Regions from separate parts of the Homo sapiens genome. Here region 1 is linked to region 2. The links are chromatin loops, found by intact Hi-C in ENCODE. Cell type or tissue: mammary epithelial cell. All regions are shown on one strand.

Evidence for each region. Peaks named below come from ENCODE experiments on the same cell type or tissue, not always from the same donor. Only the 100,000 strongest peaks of a DNase experiment are listed, where the experiment ranks them.
Region 1: a loop joins it to region 2, with 7 times the contacts of the local background. A loop is called at or near these places in 3 of 110 quality-filtered maps.

Annotation. Positions count from the first base shown.
Region 1 is chr13:105,922,255-105,930,254 of GRCh38, reverse strand. No RefSeq gene overlaps it. Among named protein-coding and RNA genes, the nearest start is that of LINC00343, 220 kb to the right of the region's middle. In mammary epithelial cell, no CTCF peak of the experiment used is centred here; a DNase peak (open chromatin) is centred at 4,564; H3K27ac peaks cover 1,579 bases.
Region 2 is chr13:105,987,510-105,995,509 of GRCh38, reverse strand. No RefSeq gene overlaps it. Among named protein-coding and RNA genes, the nearest start is that of LINC00343, 280 kb to the right of the region's middle. In mammary epithelial cell, a CTCF peak has its summit at 3,613; DNase peaks (open chromatin) are centred at 3,789, 4,739 and 5,039; H3K27ac peaks cover 2,950 bases.

The DNA.
Region 1 (8,000 bases), 65 kb after region 2:
GCAGTTCAAGAGCAGCCTAGCTAATGTGGGGAAACCCCATTTCTACTAAAAATGTAAAACTAGCCGGGCGTTGTGGCGGGAGCCTATAATCCCAGCTGCTCGAGAGGGTGAGGCAGGAGAATCACTTGAACCTGGGAGGTGGAGGTTGCAGTGAGCCGAGACCATGTCATTGCACTCCAGCCTGGGTGACAAAAGGGAAACTCCATCTCAAAAAAGGGGGGAGGGTTTATTAAGGAATATTGACTCACAAGATCACAAGGTCCCACAATAGGCCATCTGCAAGCTGAGGAGCAAGGAAACCAGTTCGAGTCCCAAAGCTGGAGAACTTGGAGTCTGATGTTCCCAGGAAGGAAGCATCTCCCAGCATGGGAGAAAGATGTAGGCTCATAGCTAAGCCAGTCTAGTCTCTCCACGTTCTTCTGCCTGCTTTTATTCTGGCCACACTGGCAGCTGTTGAGATGGTGCCCACCCGGATTGAGGGTGGGTCTGCCTCTCCCAGTCGACTGACTCACATGTTAATCTCCTTTGGCATCACCCTCACAGACACACCCAGGAACAATATTTGCATCCTTTAATCCAATCAAGTTGACGTTCAATATTCACCATCACAGGCTTCCACAATACCACAGTCTAGATTGCTTAAACAACAGAAATTCCTTCCACATAGCTCTGCAGACTGGACTTCCATGAATAAGTTGCTGGCAAGGTTGGTTTCTCTGTGGGCCTGTCTCCCTGGTTTGCAGAAGAACATTTTCTTGTTGTGTTCTCACATGGCCCTTCCTCCTGGTGTCTATTTCTCTTCTTTTAAAGCCCCCAACCCAAATGAATCAGGACCCCACCCTGATGCTTTTGTTTAACCTTAATGATCTTTGTAAAAGCTCTCTCTCCAAACACAGCCACATTGGGGATTAGAGCTTCAACACAAGAATTTCGGGGGGACACAATTCAGTCCATAGCATCATCTGTAGCTTTCCCTGTCAAATAGGTAGCTTTCTCCACTTGATTTTGTAATTTCTTTTTTAGATTGAGGTTTCAGCATGGGTCTGTTGATTCATCCCATCATTCTTTTATGAATTCAGTCTCCTGTGCACCAGGCAATGTGCCAGGCTTGGGGAGACACTCCTGTTAAGAGCCTGTCCCTGCCTCAGAAAGCCGTCTGGACAGGGGATAAACTCAAACAGACCACTTGTCACCCTGGAGTGTCAGGGAAAGTTGAGAAAGTCCAAGGCGAGGTTGAGTCCTGGAAATAGAATGATCCAGGCTGAGGACACGGGTGTCTGATCAGTGGGCACAGTGAGAGTTCCCCTTCTTACTGGGAGATCCTGGTGTGGTGTGATCCGGGGACTGCCAGTGGCCAGAGTTGGTGGAGCATATGGTGAAAATCAGGGAAATGAACAGAAGTGACCTGGAGGGGCCACAGTGGCTACATTATCATCCTTTGCTTGGGCCATTTTGAAATGTGCACCACAGAATTGATTTTCAGCGAGGAACCTTTGAAAATGTAGACATTTTTGAAGTGATTTTGACTGGCAAGCAAGGAGTCTAATGTAGGCAGCAAGGCTGAGGAAATCATTGCACAATGGGAAAGGAAAACCTGATAGAAGCTGGGAGAGTTACCCCTTCATGGGCTTAATGTGGCTTTCAGCTTCCGGGTGCATAGAGGAACCATACGGCTGTAACCGGCTGCAATGAACTTCCCAGAGAAAAAGTGGAGTTAGAAGCGCCTGCTTGTATTATCGGTTGTACTGGACTAGGAACTCAGGACAAGAGGATACTGTGACATTGTTTTCTTTGGATTTCTAGATTAAGCAGATGTCCACTTGTGAAAGGTATTATGGACAGGAAATTGTATGAGAGAAGTAGTTTTTTAAGATGTCCCTATGTAAAATCCCCACAGAGAAAATGGAAAAAGCTGCTTTGGGAAAGTGTGAGGCTCAAAACTAAGTAAGGAGAAGGAAGCACACTGTTTGGCCCTTGCACTCACACCCACAGTGCATTTCTTGAGGTCAGCTCCATGCCCCAAAAGGGATTTCCCAGCCAACCCACACTCTGCTGTGGAAGGACAGAGGCCAAGACCACATCCAAGTCTTTGAGGAGAGTTGTAGTATCAAGGCATTACGTGAAGACTGATTTGAATGGACACTTTTTTTTTAAATATACAGAATAATTAAACATTTTAGTACCCATGTTGTTTCTGTCCATTTAATAGCTAAAGAAAAAAGAATGAATCTCATAGTTAGCAAATAACCAATTTAGACATTTTAAAAACTAAAAAGAGAGTATGCATTTTCATCTCCATGCAAAGATTTATGCTAATTATCGATTACTGAGTTAAGACACTTCTCTCAAATATGAAAAAGGGGTACCCGAAGTCAGGCTTATTTTCATTGCTTAGGCCTAACTTCCAAGGTTTCCACTAGAAACACAAAAACAAAAATTTCCTTTTGTGTTCCTTAAAAATTATGGCAATTTAGATTGAGGAAGTTTAGGATTTACTTTCATTGTTTCTGTTATTTGATGCTGTGTGAGAATGAATAATTGGCTTATAATTATATTTTAGAAAACAATCAACAATTACATACATTATTAAGTTTTTTATTATAATCGGCACAGATTCCATAAAAATCAATAAAGAAATACAATTTACTACAAAATTAGTTTTGCTTTAGGCCTGATGGATGAATGGAAAACCCTGTCTCATTGTGAAATTACTGTCTCACACGAAATGCTCTTTTCTTTCTCCAATTGAAGTAAGCATCAGCTGAGGATCTGCAGAAACTGAAACCAGTGCTCAGGATTTGTACAGAAACAGAAATTATTACTGCAAAGTATATTTTTGATTATTAATTTATGCTTTCATCTTTGACTATCATGAGGTTAAAAAAACGTAATTGTATATTCCATTGATCTAAACAAAGGTGTTTAAACCTTGGACTTACTGAAATTTTGGAATAGATAATTATTTGTTGGGGAGTTCTGGGCTGTACATCATAGGATGTGTAGCAGGATCCCTGGTCTCTACCCAGTAGACGCCAGTAGCTCCCCTCCCCCAAGTTGGCATCTCCAGACATTGCCAAATATCTCATAGAAAGTGGCTGCACAATCACCCTTGGTTGAGAACCACTGCTCTAGATAGAAGAAAATGCATTTAAATAAATACTAGCCATCCAGCTTTATTTCTAAAGATTAAAACCTCAAAGCTATAATATAAACAGAAATTTCATCACAATTGGTCAAAAACACCACCATGTCAAGACTCCCTTGCCTGAGGATTCAGTTGAGTCTGCTCAGGCCTCCCTTTCCAGGCCCAGAGCTTTTCTGTCTCCACATTAGAAAGCTGTCAGTACACAAGCAGTCTGGATAGAGCCAAAGCTTGTTGGCCCAGATCTTATTAATTCCTGAGCTGTTCAAATTTAAAAGCTCCTTTCTGACACAAAAGTTCTTTGAAAACCTGTGCTCCCTGAATTTCCACTGACACTTCTGGGTGTCACTGAGTTATTTTGTTTGAAGGAACTCCCATGTTAACTTAATCTTCTTATTTGTTTCACAGGCATTCTGTCCCCTCTTACCTGGGAGGTTGTGTGGTACAAATTATTGTGTCACTGTCCTGCCAAAAGCATCACCTAAAAGGGATTTTCCTTGCAAACCAATATCAAAATGTCGACAAGATTATCACAATTTGAGAGGTGGCACCCTCACTGCCTCAGGGGCCTTAGCATTAAATCTCTTTGCTTTTTGAGTGAAACTAGCATGGAGTGGAGTTGAGAGATATATTAATAATTAATATCCTTATAAAGAGTATTTTCACATGATGTTTCCTGCCAGGTTATGAGTATGAAGGTGGATGCAAAGCAAACATTGACATCTCAGCCTTAGACACATTTAGTCTGGGCAGCTTTATATGCTGATGAGGAAACAACACATTGAGTAATTCAGAAATAGTTCAGAAAAAAAAGATGCATTCAGAAAAAAAATACCAGCAGAAACGATGGTATCAGTCCAGAAATATCCCATTCAAAACATTGAAATAACATAATCATTTCTTAAGGGAAAATGAAATTCACTTTTCAAGTTTAGGTGAAGGAAATATAGGAAAGTAAGTTATCACTTACTCCCTGGAGGAATTTAAGAACAATACCTGAAAAACTTTTAGAATTTGACATTATGCCCAAAAAGGAAATTTTTAAATTCAAAAAAAAAAAAAAAAAAGAAAAGAAAAGAGTGGGTTCTGGAATGTTTACTACATGAGAAGACCATGGAAAACAGAAAATAAAGAACAGCTCCCTGGTGAAAAATGGTCTGCAAAGAACAAGGCAGTCTATGTAAGGAGATTAATAAAAAGACTAAAAAAGCATGTAAAAAAGCTATGGAAGATCCCAAAAGATGTGTCAGAGTTATTTAAAAAGGTATTACAGAGGTCTAGAGTGCATGATAGAACAGGAAAGCAAGACACACCCACAAAATCCCCTTCCAAGACCTAATCGCTCAAGCACTATTCATGTCATATCAATCCTCTTAAGTATGTAATAGTCACTGCTCTGCAAAAGCCTCCAGATGTAGAGAATGAGATTAAACTGACTTTACAATGCCAAGAATAGAACCAAATTGCATAAGCACCACTGCAACCTTTACAACATAGTAAAGACAAAGAGATCCCCAATAATGCCTCATGAATCATGCTTTAGTGGTTACCTTTGAAATGTACAAATACATTGTACTTTCTATTAGATGCAAGAGGGCCACACATGCACGTATAGGGGTGTGTGTGTGTGTGTGTGTGTGTGTATGTGTGTGTGTGTGAAGGATGGAGATAGTTAAGCAACAGTAAGTTGTAGATGGTACAACAAACCCAGATAAAACTGAAGGTTTGTTGAGTTGCTAAGAAAACAGCAAAGAATCATACTATTGATTAGAACTCAATTTCAAGAGAAGCAATTGTAGTTTTCCTTCTAAATGAGAAAGAAAGAGTTTTTATAACTAAGAGAAATAATTATTGTATATCAATAATTTTAATACCACACTGAAAAACAGCCAGGAATAGGGTATCACCAATAACTCCCCAGAACTCTTTCCTTGTAGCCACAGCACTGGTGCCCAAGACAGTCGCAGCCTCCACTATGATGAAATAGAAAGGGCTCTGCCACTTACTACACGTCCAGATGGAGGCACTGGTAACATGGCCTTCCTTGCTACTTGTGCTACTAGACATAAACTGGATCTCCATCCAAGCTCTGACAGTCACTGATGGAATCAATGTCATTGGGGCATGGAAAACAGCACAGTTCATGGTGGGTCATCCTCCTGACACCTTTTAAATGGGCTGAGCTTAGTGATAGGAGACACTCGTAAGGGAGAGTGAACACAAACTTACGCAGCACTGAATAACAATGGCAAATGTAGGAATGCAATTTTCCCAGTGTATTATTTTAGGGATAAGGGCAGAATTACTTACAATTCCTACTTTAAAAAAAACTGTGTCTGGAAAGATTAAACAAGAAGTCATCCTTTGATGCCTCGTCTGGGGAACACTCAGTGAACACTGCAGTAGTAAATTGGCATTCTCAGAGGAGCACTGTAGAAAACAGTCTTTAGTGGATCCTTCTGCTTTAAAAGAAAAAAGTATACGTAAAATAAATTGGAAAAATTACCAAGATATACCTTCGTGTATGTGTGTGTGTGTGTGTGTGTGTGTGTGTGTGTGTTTTCGACCATGCCTGGCCTGGGATTTTGATTTGAAGCTACAGGCCAGAATTCCCGGGTCAGTCAAATACAGGCATACCTCACTGTATTGTGCTTCACGTTATTACACTTCACATAAGTTGCATGTTTTAGAAATTAATGGTTTGTGGCAATAGTGTGGCAAGCAAGTCTATCTGTGCCATTTTTTCCAACAGCATGTGCTCACTTCATGTCTGTGTGTCACCTGTTGGTGATTCTCGTGATGTTTCAAACTTTTTCATTATTATATCTGGCATGTTGATCTTTCATCAGATCTTAGCTAGATCTTCTGGATAACTTGCTGCAGCTTCTACATCAGCACTTGCTGCTTTGCCTTACACTTGTGTTATGGAGATGGCTTCTTTCCTTAAGCCTCATGAGCCGATGGAGAAACAGACAGTTGGCGGAGCAGTCAGAACCCACACAACATTTATCAATTAAGTTTGCAGTCTTCATGTGTTTTACATGACTCTTGAGCATGGCCTTTTAGGTGGAATGACAGGCAGTGCCTACGTTTGTAACTATGAACACCCTCCGTGGTTGGCCCTCCTCCCAGTAGACCCGTCAAGTCCTGCTCTCCTTTCTCATGGTGCTCACTGAAACTTGGAGTGCTGTCCTCTGTCGGGGCATGCGCCAGTGTAACTACCTGCATAAGGTCATTCTCACTCTCCTGGGGCCAAAGCAAGAGAACATTCTTGACTTTTGGGCACCATTTACCAGGGTTGACTTCCTCCTTTTTGAAATGTGTCCTTTTCTTTATGTCCATAACATCCATCTCCTTGACTTTTCTCCTCACTCTTTGAAATTGCCTTCTTCATTTCATTTGCTGCCTCATTTTCCACTGCTTATCTTTAAAATATCCATGTTTCCTGGGAGACCTCTTGGCTTTCTTCTCTCCTTACTGTGTGCATGTTCCCTGGGTGAGCCTCATTCACACCCAGGCTTCCATTGTCAATGCGTGCAATGACTTCTTATTTTGTATCTTGATCGTTTCTTCATTTCAGAGCCCCATGGCCACTTCTGGCTTGGTACAACTACAACCGTGATCATCCTCTTCATTTCCACATCTGCAGCTCTTTTTCCAGCTCTCACGTTTCCTGCAGAAACCTCAGTTACCCTGGACTTCTTTTCTTCTTTTCTTTCATCACACTACTGTCTCCAAGTCCTCTTGATCTTACCCTTTTGGTATTACTTGAATTCATCAATTTCTCTCCATGTCTACTTTCGTTTTCTTAAATCTTCATCATTTCTTCTATGGATGACAGCAATATTCCCTTCTTAGGACTTCTAAAACTGCCCGCCCCCCCCCCGCCCCCCTTTCCCCCCTAATTAGAAAGGAGTCCCAGAGAGATAGCCTGAGACAAAACTGGACATAATCTGAAATGATTTCCATTACAAGTAAAATATGTTTGTCTTCTCTTCTATCTTAACATTTCATTTGCATTGCACATGCCTCTCTAGGCTGTACATGCTAGCCATGTTAGATACTGGATTTTAAACTATGCATCATTACATAAACCTGAATATTCTGTGAAGAGCTTCAGAATGATCCCATGGTTTTGCTTATTCTCACTCCAAATGTTTAACAGAAACATAGCCCGATTCATCTCCCTGTCCCAAATCACTCTTCCCACCATTTATTTCTATTTCTGCTAAAGGGATTTTCTAAAATACAAATCTGATCATGATTGCATTCTTCAGTTTCTTAGGATGAGTGCTGACTCCTTCCTGGCAGGTACCATACTCTTCACAGCCCAGTGACCCCACTGTTACCCCATACTCCTTATTCCCTTCAGCCATAGTGAAGAGTTGTGCTTCCTCTGTCTCACACAGTTTTTGCCTCATGCCTGTGTTCTCCCAGTGTGAAAGGTCTTCCACCCATTTTGTAAAATTCTTCCAATTTCTGTTCATCATTCAGCATTATCTAAAGTATCCCCACAGAGGGAAACTCAATATTATTTAATCATGACATTTTTGCATTTTAATTGTTTGACTATAGTTGTGTGCCCTCATTTTATTACAAGCTTATTGAGGGCTAAGCGAGGTTACATTTTTTCAGGTTTTCTATTGAAGTTTCTGTCATATAGTGGATACTCCGTGCAGATAGTCCTTGAATGAAGATGGGTTCCCTCCCAGTAAACCCGTCATTAGTTGAAGATATTGTAAGTTAAAAATAAATTTAATACACCTAAACTACTGAACATCATAGCTTAGCCCAGCCTTCTTCAAACGTGCTAAGGACACTTAGCCTGCAGTTGAACAAAATCGTCTCACACAAAGCC
Region 2 (8,000 bases):
ACTCTAATGGAAAATCAGGATTACTTTTAAGAAAGTAGTCATCGAATATATGTATTTAACTTAGCTATTTTCTTTCCTTCAAAGGCATGTAACATCCTGAAACAGAAGGTGCCTCAGGTCAACTGCCTAGTCTAGTTCATTCAAGAAAGATGGTTGGCTCTGCTATTATAAAAATTCCCCAGATTTCCAAAGGGGTTTATAATTTGCAAAGTGCATTTTTGTTAGTGAATGTCAAGAAGGTCCATTGTATAGCATTTTGTTCTCTAAAATCTATTTACCTGATGAACATTTTCAAGACTTCTCCTAACCTAATGCGAAATAAAATCTAGACACAACAAATTAATAACATTTGAAATATAAATGCTGTAAACTCAGATTTTTGCCCTTATCTCATTCCTCTTTTTATTACTTTCATAAAATGATTTACTCTCCTGCCAGATCGCTTTTGTTCTTTTGCAAAATTAGAAGCCTGTGCTTCACAAGCTGTGCTATCATGATGACTTTATCTCTAAGGTCTTACATTTGGTTTTAATTTCTTCTACTTTTCTTTTTTAATTGGACTTTCTGCTCCACCTCTTTAAAATCACATTGTTCCCACACGTTCTTTGACACTTTGCTTACCAACCGACTTGCAGGCTTTCATAGTATGATACATTAAGAGCTCTCCTGTGGGCTGTAACCTCTCCTGGTTCCTGGAGCTGTGGATTGGGAGGGGCTGGATCAGAAAGATTAAGTTTGAATCCAGGCTCTGCCTCTGAGAAGTTGATGACCTTCTGTAAGTGACCCAACTGATCTCATCTACAGCATGATAGGCTGCAACAGGGGCCATTCTTTGTCCCACCCTCTGTCACACCCTCAGGAACGTAATGTTGTCATGCCCACCCACTCTGACTCTGGGCCTGGTCCTGGTCCTATGACTTGCTATAAACAATGGGATGCTAGCGGAGGCTTGAAAACGCACCTGCACATTACTACTTGCAATCTTTCTCAATGCCATTGCCACAGAAGGACATGTCTGAACTAGGCTGTTGAGGGATAAGACATGTGGACCCCACCTGAGTTGCTCCAGATGGGGCCCGCCGTATAGTACAGGCCTGGTAAATATTAGTTCTCACCATTCAGAGACCAGGGCCTGCCATGACTCCTTCCAGTCTCAACTTTGTTGCATCTTTCTTTTGGATAGATTCCTTCCTCTGAACGTATATTTCTTTTCGTTGGAAAGCGAGTTATTTTGTTAAGCATGCCATATATATCAACTATGACTTAATTGTAATTATTCATTTTTTTCAATTGTTTTCAAGATGATGAAGTTACATTTTTACTTCATCCTTGATAGTTACAACAGGTATAGACTTCCTTTTGTATTCCATTATTCATAACTCCAAGATTTGCCTTTGTAGATTCTTGGTCATCTCTAATCTGTTAACTTCTGTTCATGCTATTTTGAAAGTTTTGTTTTGTTTTGCTTTTTACAACATCTTTGCTATTATTTCAGTTCCAACCTCTTTTCAACCAGGCATATCGAATTGAAGGTTTGTCCTTCACCTGTTTTTCCACTCCAACTCTTTAGGATTAGGCCACAAAATGTAAATGTAAAACAACTTCCATTGACCATGCTGAATTCCCTCTCTCCAATGGCAGGTGAACCCTAAATGGTCAGGCTTCTGGCAGCATTAAGAACTAGGATCAGAGCTTAAACCAGAAATACACATACCAGCCATTGCAACACAAACAAATCAGTTCCTATACAGCTCACACATATTTTTTCAGAAGACAGAAATATCCTCATCTCAGGACAGTACCTACTCATAAATGTCTGACTAGGTACGTGCTATAGACTGAATGATTTGTTCCCCACAAGCTCACATATTGAAGCCAAGTTCTCTAATGTGATGGTATTTGAAGGTGGGGCCTTTAAAAAGTGATTAGGTTATGAGGGCAGATCCCTTATGAATGAGACTAGTGCCCACACAAAAGAGACCCCAGAGAGACCCCTCACTCCTTCCACCATGTGAGGACACAACGAGAAGATGGATGCTTATGAGCTAGGAAGGGGGTTCTCTGCAGGTGCCTTGGTCACGATCACAGCCTCCAGAGCTAAGAATAATCAAATCTCGTTATTTATAAGCTACCCAGTTTACAGCATTTTGTTACATCAGTGCAAGTAGGCTGAGACAGTATGTGATTTAACACCTTTGATTTTCTGGTTTCCCTAACAGCTCCCTTGAGTCATAAGATTAATGCAGGACAGAGGTAAAGTGTCAAGAAGTAGTTCAAGGGCAAAGTGGAGAGAAGCTTTAAGTAGATATCCTAACAGGAATGAAGAAGAAGACCTGCTTGTGACTGGGCATGGTGGCTCGGGCCTCTATTCCCAGCACTTTGGGAGGCCAAGGCAGGCAGATAGCTTGAGCCCAGGAGTTTGAGACCAGCCTGGGCAATATGGCAAAACCCTGTCTCTCCAAAATTACAAAAATTAGGTGGGCATGGTGGCACATGCCTGTAGTTCCAGCTACTTCAGAGGCTGAGGTGGGAGGATACCTTGAGCCAGGGAGGCGGAGGTTGAAGTGAGCTGAGATTGTGCCAGTGTGCTCTGGCTTGGGCAACAGAGCAAAACTTTGTGGGAAAGGAAAGAAAGGAAGAAAGAGAGAAGAAAAAAGAAAGAAAGAAAGAAAGAAAGGAAGGAAGGAAGGAAGAAAGAAAAGAAAGAAAGAAAGAGAAAGAAAGAAAGGGAGAAAGAGAGAAAGAGAAAGAGAAAAAGAGAAAGGGGAGGGGAGGGAAGGGGAGGGGAGGGGAGGGGAAGGGAAGGGAAGGGAAGGGAAACGAAAAAGGAAAAGAAAAGAAAGGAAAGGAAAGGAAAGGAAAAGAAAACAAAACTTACTGGAAGCAGAGAGGAAGACAGATAAACTGGCAACAGATAAACAGATAAACAGAGAAAGACAGATAAACAGCAGTGAGTGATTTCTTTATGGTACCTGTAGGCATAAATTAATTAAAACTCATATAGAAATGTATTCTCATAATGATAACTCCATTATAGGAGGAGAGTAACATTATTTCCGGAATATCCTGTTGACCAAGTCAGGGAAATATCTAATGTGGTTTTAAAAGTTTTTAAATATAAAACTGAAAATGGCAATACACTGGCTAATAGACTCGCTCAGCTGATCTCTCCTCTTAATGATGTCAGACATTCAGGTCTCACAAAATAAACAGAGTTTGTTGGTGGCATTTTAAACACTGACATACATAATCTATGAAACAAACTCTTCTAGTTGGTGACTAGAATAGACTGGTTTTCTGCTTTGGATTCATCCATTCATCAGTCATTGGGCAAGATAGTTTTCATTAGCTTCCTCCATTGTCAGCACTATCTAGGCATCTGAAAGGCAAAGGACTATAAAACACAGTTCATTTTGCTCTATGTGCTCATTGTGAGCAGCTGGATTCAGGCATGAAAAGTCAACACAGCAAAATATTACAGGAGCTGTGGCAGGAGTACGTGCAGAGCCCAGTGGATGCCCCTGGAAGGAGGCTCATGGTGTGGAAGGCCAGGGCCCTCCTTGCATAGTAGTGAGAAGTAAACAGCTGTTGTAGGTGGCATTCTTGGCAGAAGGCATTCCTGGCAGAAGGAGCAGTACAAACAAAGGTATGGGAGATGTGGGGAAAGGAGCAGCGTGACAGCTGGAACTGGAAACTTAGCATGTCGCAAGAATGCAGTTGGAGGGAGGACTGCTGAGACAAACCACAGTAGCCAGAATACAGAGGGCTTTGTGTGTCATACCAAGGAGTTTGCACCCATCCTCTAGGCAACGGGAGCCATTCCAAGTTCTCAGTCAGGGTCAGCATGATCAGACTTGTGTTTGGAAAGTGACTTTTGTACCAGGCAGAGAATGGGTTGGAAAGACATGAGTCAAAAGACCAGCTGAGAAACCAATTATTTAAGAAAAGAATGGTGAGGAACTGTGTTAAGATAGTAAGCAGGTAAGTTCACTGTTATTACTCATTTAGACAAATAATTAAGAACATCTAAAATGCATATAGCTGTGCTAAATACTAGAGTGTATGAAGAAGAATATGACCATAGTTCTGCCATCATTAAGATTACAATCTGGCAAAGCAGATACTATTAACACTACACGGGCTATACCAGGGGATGATGTGTAACCTGACAGAAGAGGCAGTATGAACAGCTGCAGAGATTCAGATGGGAAAGTGAATACATTCTGTTGGGTCAACCAGAAAAAAATGATTTGTGAATATTGTGGAATATCAGACTGGCTTTGAAAGAAGAGTGAGCTTTTTTAGGGGAACATTGTGGAGGAGAACTCACCAAGTGAGGTAACAGCATGAGAAAAAGGCATCAGGGCATATGCATAGCCCACTTTTGATGAGCAGTGAGCCACCCTGTTGGTACTTGTAGAGGAGATGTGTGAACTGAGACTGGAAAGGGAGTTGGTGCCATATGGTGGAGGCTCTGAAATGCAAGAGTGAGCAATTTGTACTTAATTTGGTCTATCATTGGGAAACACTGAAGGTTCTAATGAAAGAAGGAACATACTACAAGCTACCTTTGAGAAAACCTTATCTATCATCACTGGATAGGATGAATTAATGATAGGGAAACCAGAAAAAAGCTATTGGCGTTAATGTGAGATCACAGAGGCCAGAATCTAAAAGATAAACAGGAAAGGGAAGGAGGGGCTTGGGAGTAGAAGTCAATGCTATGAGTCTTAGTGATGGGTTGGGTGTGGAGGATGGGGGGTGGGGGCTGAGTCAGACATAGCACAGACATGTTGAGCTTGAACGACTGAGGAAAAATTAGACCCACAAAGAGAAATAAGGAAGTGAGAAAAATGGGATATTTGGGGGAAGAATTTAATTTAGGTCAAATGGCTGGCAGGACATGCAGTTAGAATTCAGTAGTTCTCAAGCAGGGCAATTTTACCACTCCCCTACCCCACCCCACAAGGGACATTTGGGAATGTCTGCAAACACTTTGGTTGTCCCATCTGGAGCCAGGGAGTGCTACTGATATCTAGTGGGAAAACATCCTGTGAGGCACAGGGCAACCCCAACCACAAAGACTCATCTGACCCAAAATGTCAATAGGGTTAAGGTGGAGAATCCCTGAGCCGGATGTTTCTAGTAGAATAACAGAAATGATACTTAAGGCAGTCGAGATTTTGGAAATCACCAATTAAACAATATAAATTATAGATATAAATTATTGTGAAGGTAGGCCCAGGAGTTATCTATCTAGAATCTACTGTTCTTTACTACTGTTGGTCCTGGGCTACAAACCTGTACAGCAAGCAACTGTACGGAATACTGTAGAAAACAGTAGTAAAGAAGATAGATAAATTTGACTTCAGAATTCTACCCTTGAAAACCCCACCTCTGAGGGAAGGAGACAAAAAAATGGAGCCACATAGCAGACAGAGATAGAGGCACCAAAGAAACCTGAGAGCAGTGGGCGGTGGTGGTGCCGAGGAGCTGGTGCTGACAGTCTTGGGAAAGGCAGCAGGGGACCTAGGAAGAACACAAGGGGACGCAGAAGTCAGACTGTCCCTCAGGGGATCCACGGTAACCCCCTGCTAGCTGCACCATCTTGGACAAGTTACTGGCTTCTATGTTTTAGCTTCCCCATCTCGAAAATGCAAGAACAATGCTCACCTTGAGGGATTGTGAGGATTAGGGTTGCTTTACATGGTCATGCATCATATAATGATAATGACATACATAACAGAGGTGCCGTAAGATTCTAATGGACCTGAAAATTCCTATTACTGAGTGATGCTGCCGCCATTGCACCATTGTAGCACAACTCACATGCTTGTGGTGACGTCGGTGTAAACAAGCCCACTGTGCTGTCAGTCATGGAAAAGTCTAGCACATACAGCTATTAATATATACAGCGCCTAATACTTGATAATAATAAATGACTGTGTTAGTTGCTGGTTTATGTATTTACCACACTACATGGTTTATTGTTATTTTAGAGTGTATTCCCACTATTTATTAAAAAGAAAGTCACTGTAAAGCAGCCTCAGGCAGGTCCTTCAGGAGGTATCCAGAGGAAAGCATTGTTATCCCAGGAGATGACAGCTCCATACACGATACTGCCCCTGAAGACCTTCCAGTGGGACAAGACGTGGAGGTGGAGGATGGTGATATTGATGACCCTGACCCCGTGTAGGTCTAGGCTAATGTGTGTGTTTGTGTTTTCATTTTTAACAAATCAGTTTAAAAACTAAAAAATAAAAATCTTAAAAGTGAAAAAAGGTCATAGAATAAGGATATAAAAAAAGAAAATACTTTTTGTACAGCTGTACAATGTGTATTTTAAGCTGTTATTACAAAAGAGTTAAAAGTTTTAAAAATTTAAGAATTTATAAAGCAAAAATGTTATCATAAGCTAAGGTTAATTTATTATTAAATAAAGAAATTTTAAAAATGAATTGAGTGTCGCCTAAGCGTATGGAGTTTATAAAGCCTGCAGTAGGGTACAGTCATGTCCTAGTCCTTCACATTCACCCACCTCTCACTCACTGCCTCTCCCAGAGCAACTTCCAGTCCAACAAGCTCCATCTGTTGTAAGTGCCATGTACAGATATACCTTCTCTTTTTGTCTTTCATACTGTGTTTTTAACTGCATCATTTCTGTTTAGATATGTTTATTTTAGAATCACAAATACTTTTCATGATGCTGCAGTTAACTACAGTATTCCATACAGTCGCACGCTGTACAGGTTTGTAGCCCAGAAACAACAGGCCATACTGTATCTCCTAGGCTATGCCAAATCTCACGTCTAATTTTAATCCTCAGTGTTAGAGGTGGGGCCTGGTGGGAGGGGATGGGATCATGGGGGCAGATTTTCTCCTTTGGTGCTGTTCTCATGATAGAGTTCTCACACAATCTGAATGTTTAAAAGCGTTCAGCACCTGCCCGCTCTGTCTCTCTTCTTCCTTCTCCAGCCGTATAAGGCCTACCTGCTTCCCCTTCAACTTCCACCATGATTAAAGCTGAGCAGATGCTAACATGCTTCCTGTATAGCCTGCAGTACTGTAAGCCAATTAAACCTCTTTTCTTTATAAATTACCCAGTCTCAGATATTTCGTTATAGCACCGTGAGAATGAACTAATAGGCTATCTTCTAACTATATATGTATATGTAGCTATCTTTTATCTATCTCTCTCTGTATCTCTTTTGCATACCTATCTATATAGTTATCTACCTATCTATCTGCGATGATTAATTTTATGTATCAATTTGGCTAGCCTATGCTAGCTAGTTAACTGGTCAAATATCAGTCTACATGCTTCTATGAGGGTATTTTATAGATGTGATTAATGTTTAAATCAATAGACTTTGAGCAAAGCAGATGACCTTCCATAAGGTGGGTGAACCTTATCTAATCAGTTGAAGGTCTTCAGAAAAAAGACCGAAGTCCCCAGAAGAAGAAGGAATTCAACTTCCAGACTGCCTTTGGACTCAAGACTGCAACATGAACAACTGCCAGCATTTCCAACCTACTGGCCTGCGCTGCAAATTTTGAACTTGCCAGCCTCCATAACTGTATGAGCCCATTATTTAAACTCTCTCTCTTTCCCTCTCATCTCAATTTCTTTCTATATATATCTGTATCCTATTGTATCTTTTTGGTTCTCTTTCTCTGGAGCACTCTGACTAATATACTCTCACTTGTTGTCTATCTCATCTTTTTTTTTTTTTTTAAAGTAAACTCCACAGGAGCATACTATGTTCATTGCTTTTTATTTTATTCATTTACTGTCTGTAAGTATGGTCTACCTTAGTCTCATCTGTATAAGCATGCTTCATATGGATACACAATGCTGTGCATCTCCTGACTGATGTTCATTTAGGGAGATTGAACACTTTGGCTGCATTGAGCATCCTTGTTTATACTCTTCGTGCATGTCTAAGAATACATCTGCGGTATACACTTCTAACAGCAGAATTGCCAGACAGTGGGGATGA